Regions from separate parts of the Homo sapiens genome. Here all the other regions are linked to region 1. A link is a loop called in an ENCODE intact Hi-C map of the cell type or tissue named here. Cell type or tissue: ascending aorta. All regions are shown on one strand.

The links. Hi-C counts contacts between places; a loop is a spot of excess contacts. Peaks named below come from ENCODE experiments on the same cell type or tissue, not always from the same donor. Only the 100,000 strongest peaks of a DNase experiment are listed, where the experiment ranks them.
Region 2: it touches region 1 in a loop (4-fold over the local background); 5 of 110 quality-filtered maps call a loop at or near these places.
Region 3: a loop joins it to region 1, with 4 times the contacts of the local background. A loop is called at or near these places in 8 of 110 quality-filtered maps.

Annotation. Positions count from the first base shown.
Region 1 is chr18:47,929,740-47,932,239 of GRCh38, forward strand. SMAD2 (SMAD family member 2) reads right to left here and starts at 920. Exons shown (of 11, transcript NM_005901.6): 1 at 622-920. LOC124904297 (a long non-coding RNA gene) reads right to left here. Exons shown (of 2, transcript XR_007066360.1): 2 at 2,449-2,500. RefSeq lists silencers at 349-878, 909-1,838. In ascending aorta, no CTCF peak of the experiment used is centred here; DNase peaks (open chromatin) are centred at 622 and 1,492; H3K4me3 peaks cover 2,500 bases; H3K27ac peaks cover 2,209 bases.
Region 2 is chr18:48,160,804-48,163,303 of GRCh38, forward strand. The region is part of intron 3 of ZBTB7C (zinc finger and BTB domain containing 7C); the gene reads right to left. ZBTB7C-AS1 (ZBTB7C antisense RNA 1) reads left to right here and starts at 1,913. Exons shown (of 5, transcript XR_001753437.2): 1 at 1,913-2,077. RefSeq lists a silencer at 833-1,032. In ascending aorta, no CTCF peak of the experiment used is centred here; DNase peaks (open chromatin) are centred at 548 and 988; H3K4me3 peaks cover 1,593 bases; H3K27ac peaks cover 2,239 bases.
Region 3 is chr18:47,149,407-47,151,906 of GRCh38, forward strand. It overlaps HDHD2 (haloacid dehalogenase like hydrolase domain containing 2), which reads right to left and starts at 1,094. Exons shown (of 7, transcript NM_032124.5): 1 at 972-1,094. RefSeq lists an enhancer at 503-562. In ascending aorta, no CTCF peak of the experiment used is centred here; DNase peaks (open chromatin) are centred at 775, 1,125 and 1,583; H3K4me3 peaks cover 2,332 bases; H3K27ac peaks cover 2,115 bases.

The DNA of each region.
Region 1 (2,500 bases):
CCCAAAGACAATATCCCCCTCCAAGAGAACAAAGTAAGTTGCAATTTTAAAAACCAAGTTTGAAATACGAGAAATCACTTCGAGGGCTTTCCAAAGGCGTGTGATAAAAACTAATAGGCTCCACCCGCAGAACAACTTTCACAAGTGAGTGAAGGATGATCACAGAGTTATCAGCTGTGTGCGTGTTTGTGAGTACACACAAGCCATGGAAAACCCGAGACTACCACTGTTAACAAAGGTTACGAGACCAAAAAAAAAAAGTGGAGGCAAAGTATTACGCGTCCCTAACAAGGCTTCCCCACAACTCCTGAAACAAGAGCTCTGGCCCTTCGGCTTTAAAAATCAGAACCACAAACTATGGAGTGTGAGAGCAGCGAGGGGAAGGGACGCAGGCAGCCCCCGCCCCCGTCAGCCTGGGCGGCAGCGCAGTGCAACCGAGCCCCGTCCCTTCCCGGCTCTCCGGCCCCGAACCCGCACGCCCGGGCCGGCGCACCCACAGCCCCCGAACTCACCACACCCCAGCCCCCACCCGCAGCGGCCATGTGACACGGCCCATCGCCCCGGCCGCGGACGCACGCAAACACTTCCCTAGCTGGAGGCCCGCGGGCGCCCAGGCTTTACCTGCAAGGTGGCGCCAGGTCCCGCCCCGTCAGATCCGGGGGGTCCGGGACCTTTTGTTCCTTCCTCTTCCGATGGGATGGAGGGGGCTGGGAGGGGAAGAGGGGAATGGGCGATTGGAGGCGGAACTGAAAACACTCCCGGCCGCCGTCTTCCCGCCCCGCCCCCAGGCCCGGGCCCGGCCGGCGGCCCGGGCGCGCGGGAGGGTAGGGGAAGAGAGGGGAGGGGAGGGGAGGAGAGGGAAGGGGAGGGGAGGGAGCCTGGCCGCCGCCCGCGGGGAAGGAGGGGGTGAGGACGCGCGCGCCCGCGCTGCCCCTCCTCCCCTCAGGCGCGCGCCCGCAGCCCTACCGGCCGCCCGCACGGCCGCGCCCTCCCCCGCCAGCCCACCTCCGCTTCCGCCCTCCGCCCTCGGCCGCCGGCCGCCGCGGCGCCACGCACCCACCTCCCGGCGGCTGGCGGGCTGCTGGCTGGCGAGCTGCTTCTCCGCCGCCGCGGCCGCGCGGGTAGACCCGCCTGCCACCCTGGGCCGCGGGCCCCGCCGATTCGCCGGCGCAGCCCCGGGGCTGGCACCCTGCCGCCCGCTGATTGGCGCCTCCAGCCGCCCGTTAGGGCGCGAGGCACGCCGGCCGAAAGCCGCGCGGGGCGGGTATGGAAGACGGAGGGAGCGGAGGAGGAAAGGAACGAGGCCGAGCACCGCGGGAAGGGCCGGGGGGCGAGCGGGGCGCGGGGAGTCGCCGGCCACCGCCTCCCCACCTCCCTTTGCCTACGGCCCGCCCCGCCTCCCGGCCGGACCGGCGGCGCCCGCAGCCAATCAGCACGAGGGAAGCTCGGGGTGTGAGCCGCGCATCGGGGGCCTCGAATCGGAAGGGAGACGTCGCTCGCTGATTGGTCCCGCCTCCCCAGTCTAGCGTGAGGCGAGGCGGGGCGCGGCCGGGCGGGGCGGGACGCCCGCGGTTTCGCTTGAGTTGGGCGCCGGCGCGCTCCCACCGGGGCTCACGGGCGGAGAGGGAGAGGCCCGCGCCTTGCCGCGCATTAAGACGATTCCCGGTGACCGCCCGATCCCTCGCCAGCGTCGTGGGTGGGGCCTGTAGGGGCCTGCCGCCTCGTCCACCGTCCGTCGTGAGGCCGGCAGCGGACACGTGCTCATCCCACGGGGAGGCCCCGCGCAGCGCGGAGGACGCGCCTGAGAGAGAAAAGGGGTTCGGGAGAAGCCCGAGGACCCGGCCCGTGACTGGGCGCGCCCTATGCAAATGAGCGGGCGGGGCCCTCGTGTTGCTGAACGAGGGCGGGTTCGCGATGTAAATAAGCCCAGAGGTGGGGTCTTTGGAGAGCACTTAGGGCCCGGGTAGGGGATGCCAGGTATAAGTGTTTAACCTAAATTTTGGTTCCGTCTTCAGTAAAAATGATATCAATAATCCATGTCCCGAAGGGTCTTTGTGAAGTCTAAAAGAAACATCTGTCACGATGTCCCTTAATGGCTGGGATATCTTCCCTTCCCCTTTTCTCCACTGTTGCGACGATTAGGCCCCAACTTGCACATCTGCCCTACAGGAGGCAGCAAGGCCCTAAACTTACGGCTGCCCAGAACATAACTGCACCCAGGGAAAACCTTGTTGCGGTTACCCTTAGGAACACCCAAGCCTCTGCTGACAAAATATTGAGCCCAACTAATCACATCAGGTGTTTACTATGCACCCACTGTGACACAGGCAGGGAGTACCGTAGAACTAAAGTTGAAAAGAAACTTAGGTTTCACACAGGTGCCAGAGACAAGACTAGAACACAGTTTTTTTTTGGCTGCCTGTCCAGTAATTCATTCTCATGTGTGGCTTAGTTTATAGATTTAATTGGGGACTTCAAATAAGCGGGAAAGAAGCACTAG
Region 2 (2,500 bases), 230 kb after region 1:
GTCTGAGGGGGGCCAGGTGGCCTTCTTGATGTGATATGAGGGATCCCTGAAAGGCCTCCCCTGTCCCAAATATCTGCTCCCTATCCCCCAAATCTGGGGTCCTGCATCTGGAATTCCACCATTTGAGACAAGTTTTTTTTTTTTTTTTTTCCAGTGCCGGGGGAGCAGTGGGGGGTCGTCTTTGATTGCAGACACCTTCAAGCAAAACGCACACAGCCATGAGAAGGGTGTGGTTCCCACCCTTCTAAGGTTGCCTGGGTCTTCCCTGCCTGCCAGCAGAGGCCTGGCAGCTTGTGGGCCCTGGGTGCTTGGGGCTGGAGGAGGTGGGGGGGACCCAGAAGGGACCCTAAAGGGGGCTGTGGGGGAGGGAGGGCCTCCTGGGCTGACTCAAGGTCTCCTTCACCAAGACCCAGAGGGCCTGGGGGACGGGGGCAGGGAAAGAGAAAGAGCACGTGCAAGATTTGAGTTCTCCAGGAGGGCTGGGAGTGGGAGAGTCCAGGGAAAGAGCTGGTGCCTCCCTTTGGCTAACCGATCCCTTGGAAGAGCCAGCTCAGAGAGGGGAGGAAGGGAGGGCGGGTCAGGAGACAGGGTGGGGCCGGGATGAGAGGAAACTGTAAAACCAACGGGGCGGATTCACGAAAAATTCCCGAGCGTGGTGAGGGTAGAGGGTGCTGGGCAGCACCCCAGTTCGCCGGGCCCACGCTCCTCCAGTTGCCCGGCCTGTTCAGACTGGTTCGCCCACCTTTCTCTCCCTGCCGGCCCCACTCGCCTGACCTCTGAGAAAGCAGAATCCGGGACATGAAGCAACCACAGCCGCTCCGCCCGGCCACAAGCGCCCCGGACTCCGTGCCTGCCCGCAGCCCCCTTCCTGCAGCGTTCACTCGGCTGCCCGGCCCGGCCCGGCCCGGGCGCCCCGCCCCAGCCCCGCCCCGCTCCGGAGGCCCCTCCTCTATCCCCGCCCCTTCCCGGGCGCCCCGCCCTCTCCCTCCACTCTGCGCCCCCGCGGCCTCTCTCTCCTCCTGCGGGAGCCATCGCCCTCCTCCCGGGCGCCCCTCCCCGCGGCCGCAGCCTGTTTCCCGGGCCTCTCCTCCGCATTCTCACATCGCTCCAGCTCGACCTCCCCACCCGCCCGCCTCCCCGGGAGGCCGCGGCCCGGCGCGGCACCGCCCCTGCCCACGGTTACCCGGTTACCGCCTGAGAGGCCGGCGCCTGCCCGGGCGGGCGGGACCCGCACTGACCCCGCAGGGGGCGAGGCGGGGCTGAGAGGGGCGAACGCAGAGCCAGACCCCCCGCCGCCGCAGGCCGCCCACCTCCAGGCAGGGCTTCGTGCCAGACCCGGCTGTAGTTATCAGCTGGGTGGAGGGCAGTGCCAGCTGCAGGCGTCCCCGAGGCGCAAACACCACCCCTGGCCCCAGCCTCCTTCCCTGCAGCCTTCTACCTTCTACCGGAAACAGAGCCACGGGGAGCTAAAGGAGGATCCAGCAACAGTGGAGGCAGGGACTCCACCTCAGAGGCAGGGCCGCACTGAAGCCCAGCTCACCTACCTGCTGGGTGACCTTGGGCAAGTGACTTCTCTATGCCTCAGTTGTTGCATCTGTAAAATTGAGATAGTAATAGTATTCACCTCACTGAGTGCTGCGGTTTGGTGCCTGGCACATAATAGGGACTTCATAGACAGTTGTTACTATTATTACCTCTTCCCCCACATTTGGGGTTTGGCAGAGGGATGTATTGGCTACATGGTCATTAAGGATCTGTTAAGCACCTCCTATGCACGAGGGAGATCACATGGTATGGTCCAAGAGTCTTGGAGTTAGATGTGGGGTTGAATCCTGGCCCTGTCACTTCATAGCTGTGTGTGACCTTGTAAAATTCTGTCTCCTCTCTGAGCTGAAGTTCCCCCACAGGAAAATAGGGACCGTAATGCCCATCTTCCGGGGCCAATGCTGGATTCAATGAGATAATGTACAGGGAGTGCCCAGGGCAGTTCTCAGCACACAATAGTGCCTCTCAGTAAATAAGAGACGCAGGATGGAGAGGACAGGCTCAGTTTCTGCTACAGAAGAGCTCTGGGCAGGTAAGACCTATGGGAGAAAAATGTCACTGAGGAGGATGAACGTTCATGCTCAGCATGCAGTCAGTAGGAAGGGCTGAGGGAGGGCAGGCCCTCCTGTCTAGGAGAATGAAACTGCTAAGGGTGGGATGTCAGGCACTGGTGGGGGATGTTTCCGAATGGGGCCCGTTGGTCCTCAGTGAAGCGGCAGCTACTGGGCCTGAGAAGGGATGTAGGGGCGCTGGAATGACTGATGTCAGCATCTGCTTTATTGGAGAGGCCCCAAAGATGGCTTGGCCATCTCTCTCCCATCCTGACAGGAGAAAAGAATGAAAAGGACAGTTGGAAAATGAGCCCTGAGCAAAATCTCCCCCCTTTATAATAACTGTGAATGTGGCTGGGCATGAGCATGGCCCTGGACAGTGGCTGTGTGACTCTGAAGCTGGG
Region 3 (2,500 bases), 780 kb before region 1:
ATTCAATAAATGACGGTATTATTCAGCCACTCCCCAGTTAAAACTCTTCCAGTGACTCCCCGCTGACCTCTGGATAAAGTCTGAACAATGAACACTGGTGGACAGAGTCCTGGTTTACCCTCTCCAACACATTTGTCTCTACTAGCACCCAAGTTCCATGGTACTGCAGGCGGCCAAGAGCTCTACACTTTGCCTCCCTCGTTGCGGGACTTTTGTCTGCAACTACTCGGGCCCCTCTACACCCTCATCTCCTGGCCAATCCCTTTAGCCCTCAGTCTCTGATAACCATCACTTCCTCTGGCGTGCCTCCTCTGGGTCCAACTCCTTTTCTCCCAGAGTTAGGCTAGGAGCCACCTGTGGTCCTACTACATTTACCACTGTCCTGGTTACCAGCCCGCGCCTCTCCTACTAAACTGTTAAGCTCTGTGCATAAGGGACTGTGTTGCCTTTCCCACTGGGTTATTTAGGCGTTCAATAAAGATCGTGAATTAACTCATGAATCCCGGTGTCCACAGCTGGAAGGCCCCAACAACAAACTCTTTCAGCACCAACTCAACTTCCATCCCCCCATCTCTTGGCTGGGAAGGGGCCTCAAGACTGGTCACTGCACTCGGTTCTAAACCAAGTACCAGGGCCTTAAAAACGCCAAACTGACCAGGAGGGACGCTAGCTCCAAAATACAGCCCAAGAGCACGCTTCGAGGAATGACTGACACACTAGCTTCACGATCCGCCCCGCAGAGACCCACAGCGCGCCTCGCGCCCAGCTATGCGCACGCGCGGGGCCACTGCAAAGAGGGCGGTTCCGACGCGGAAAACAGGGAATGCGCACAGAGCAAGAGCGCACGGCCCGGCTCGAGAGGAGGGGCGGCCTGGGGGCGCCACTAGTAGTTCCCGAACCCTGTCACAAAATCTGCAGCCTCCCGGCCCCAATTGCGCTTCTTCCTCTTCAGTCCTACAGCGGCTTCTCACCCACACTCCGTACGCCGTCCTCAGGAAAGGCCCCCGCTAATGGCAAAGCCAGCCACCCGCACTGGCCGCGGGTCCTCAGCCGGGATAGACAGCCCCGCTGCTGCCCGACGGACGCCGGAAGTTGGGCCCTGGCCGCGCCGGAAGCCCCGGATTTCCCGGCTCCGCCCCACCCCTTCGCCCGGGATTTCCGCCGAGGCGGTGCAGCTACCGCGCCGTGTTGTCCTCTGTCTGCACCGCCGCTGACGGAAAGCTAGGCCCTTCTGGAGACCCGCTTTCCCAAGGGCGCGGCCTCCTGGGCCGGGATGCACGAGGAAAAATAATCCCCTGCCTTTCTTCGGTAGCTGTTTTCCAGTCCACAGCACCACTGCTGAACCGAGCGTTACTGAGTAGCGTTCTTTGCCTTCACCCCTCCCTTCCTCTACCACTTGTCCACTCTCGAGGTTTAACTAAGAAGTCATACTTTACTAGACAACCCAATCTCAGAAGTCGTCATTTCCCCCTTAGCTACTTGAATAGTACCTGGCACCTCTTGCTTCCTCCATTAACTACTCCCTCGGGCAGCGACGTCCCTCCTTTCCCTCTTCTCTCCCGATTAGAGCCACTACGGGCCGTGCCTTCCTCTTCCACGGGAGCTCTATCTTGGTACACCCAGAACCACCTCCCTCCCTAACCCGCTGCCACACTCGTGGGGGTCTCTACCTGTCTCCTCTTGATCCAGGTAAGTTATGTGGACCTGAATAATAGAGTACAGAAAAGTCACTCTTATGCACTCACTATGAAAATGACTGAACAACTTTCTGGAGCCGTGTTGACATAATAGGATACTCACTCGGGTTACACCTTATACAAGGGTTATACCCCTTGATAAAACCACTGCTCTGTCCTTGACTAGGGACCCATATATGCCACCCGTATGCCACAATCTAACACCCCCACTACCCAAGGCTGCAGTCAGCCCTGTTAGGAGCTGTGACCCATTCTGTCCCTTGGACTAGGAGCCATCTGCTTTTCCTCCCCACTGGATCTGAAGTTTTTTTGTCTTACTCATATATGCTAAGTTTAAGTTTTCTGTGTGAGGGTCTAATTGGTTGAAGGAAAAAGGATTTGGTCCTAGTTTCCCCTTATGAGCCAGCTGTCTTTGACCAGATTAAGACATCACCAAAGGATTTTAAGTGGGTAATATAAGAAGTGTATTTTTCTAAATGCTTCCTCTGCCTGCAGTATGAATAGATAGGAGAGATGCCAGAATGGGTGAGACCAGATAAGAGACCCACTGCAGGGCCACAAGAGAGATACTTGAACTAGAATGTGTGGAAACAAAGCAAAGAGGATAAATTCATAGGAGGCAAAACAGAAACTGGTGACAGATTAGATTGGGGTTAGGGAGAAGGCATCAATTATCAGGCTCCAAGACTAGGCAATTGGGTAGTGTAACTGATTTTTTTTTTTTTTTGGAGACAGGGCCTCACTCTGTCACCCAGGATGGAGTGCAGTGGCACAATCATGGCTCACTGCAGCCATGACTTCCC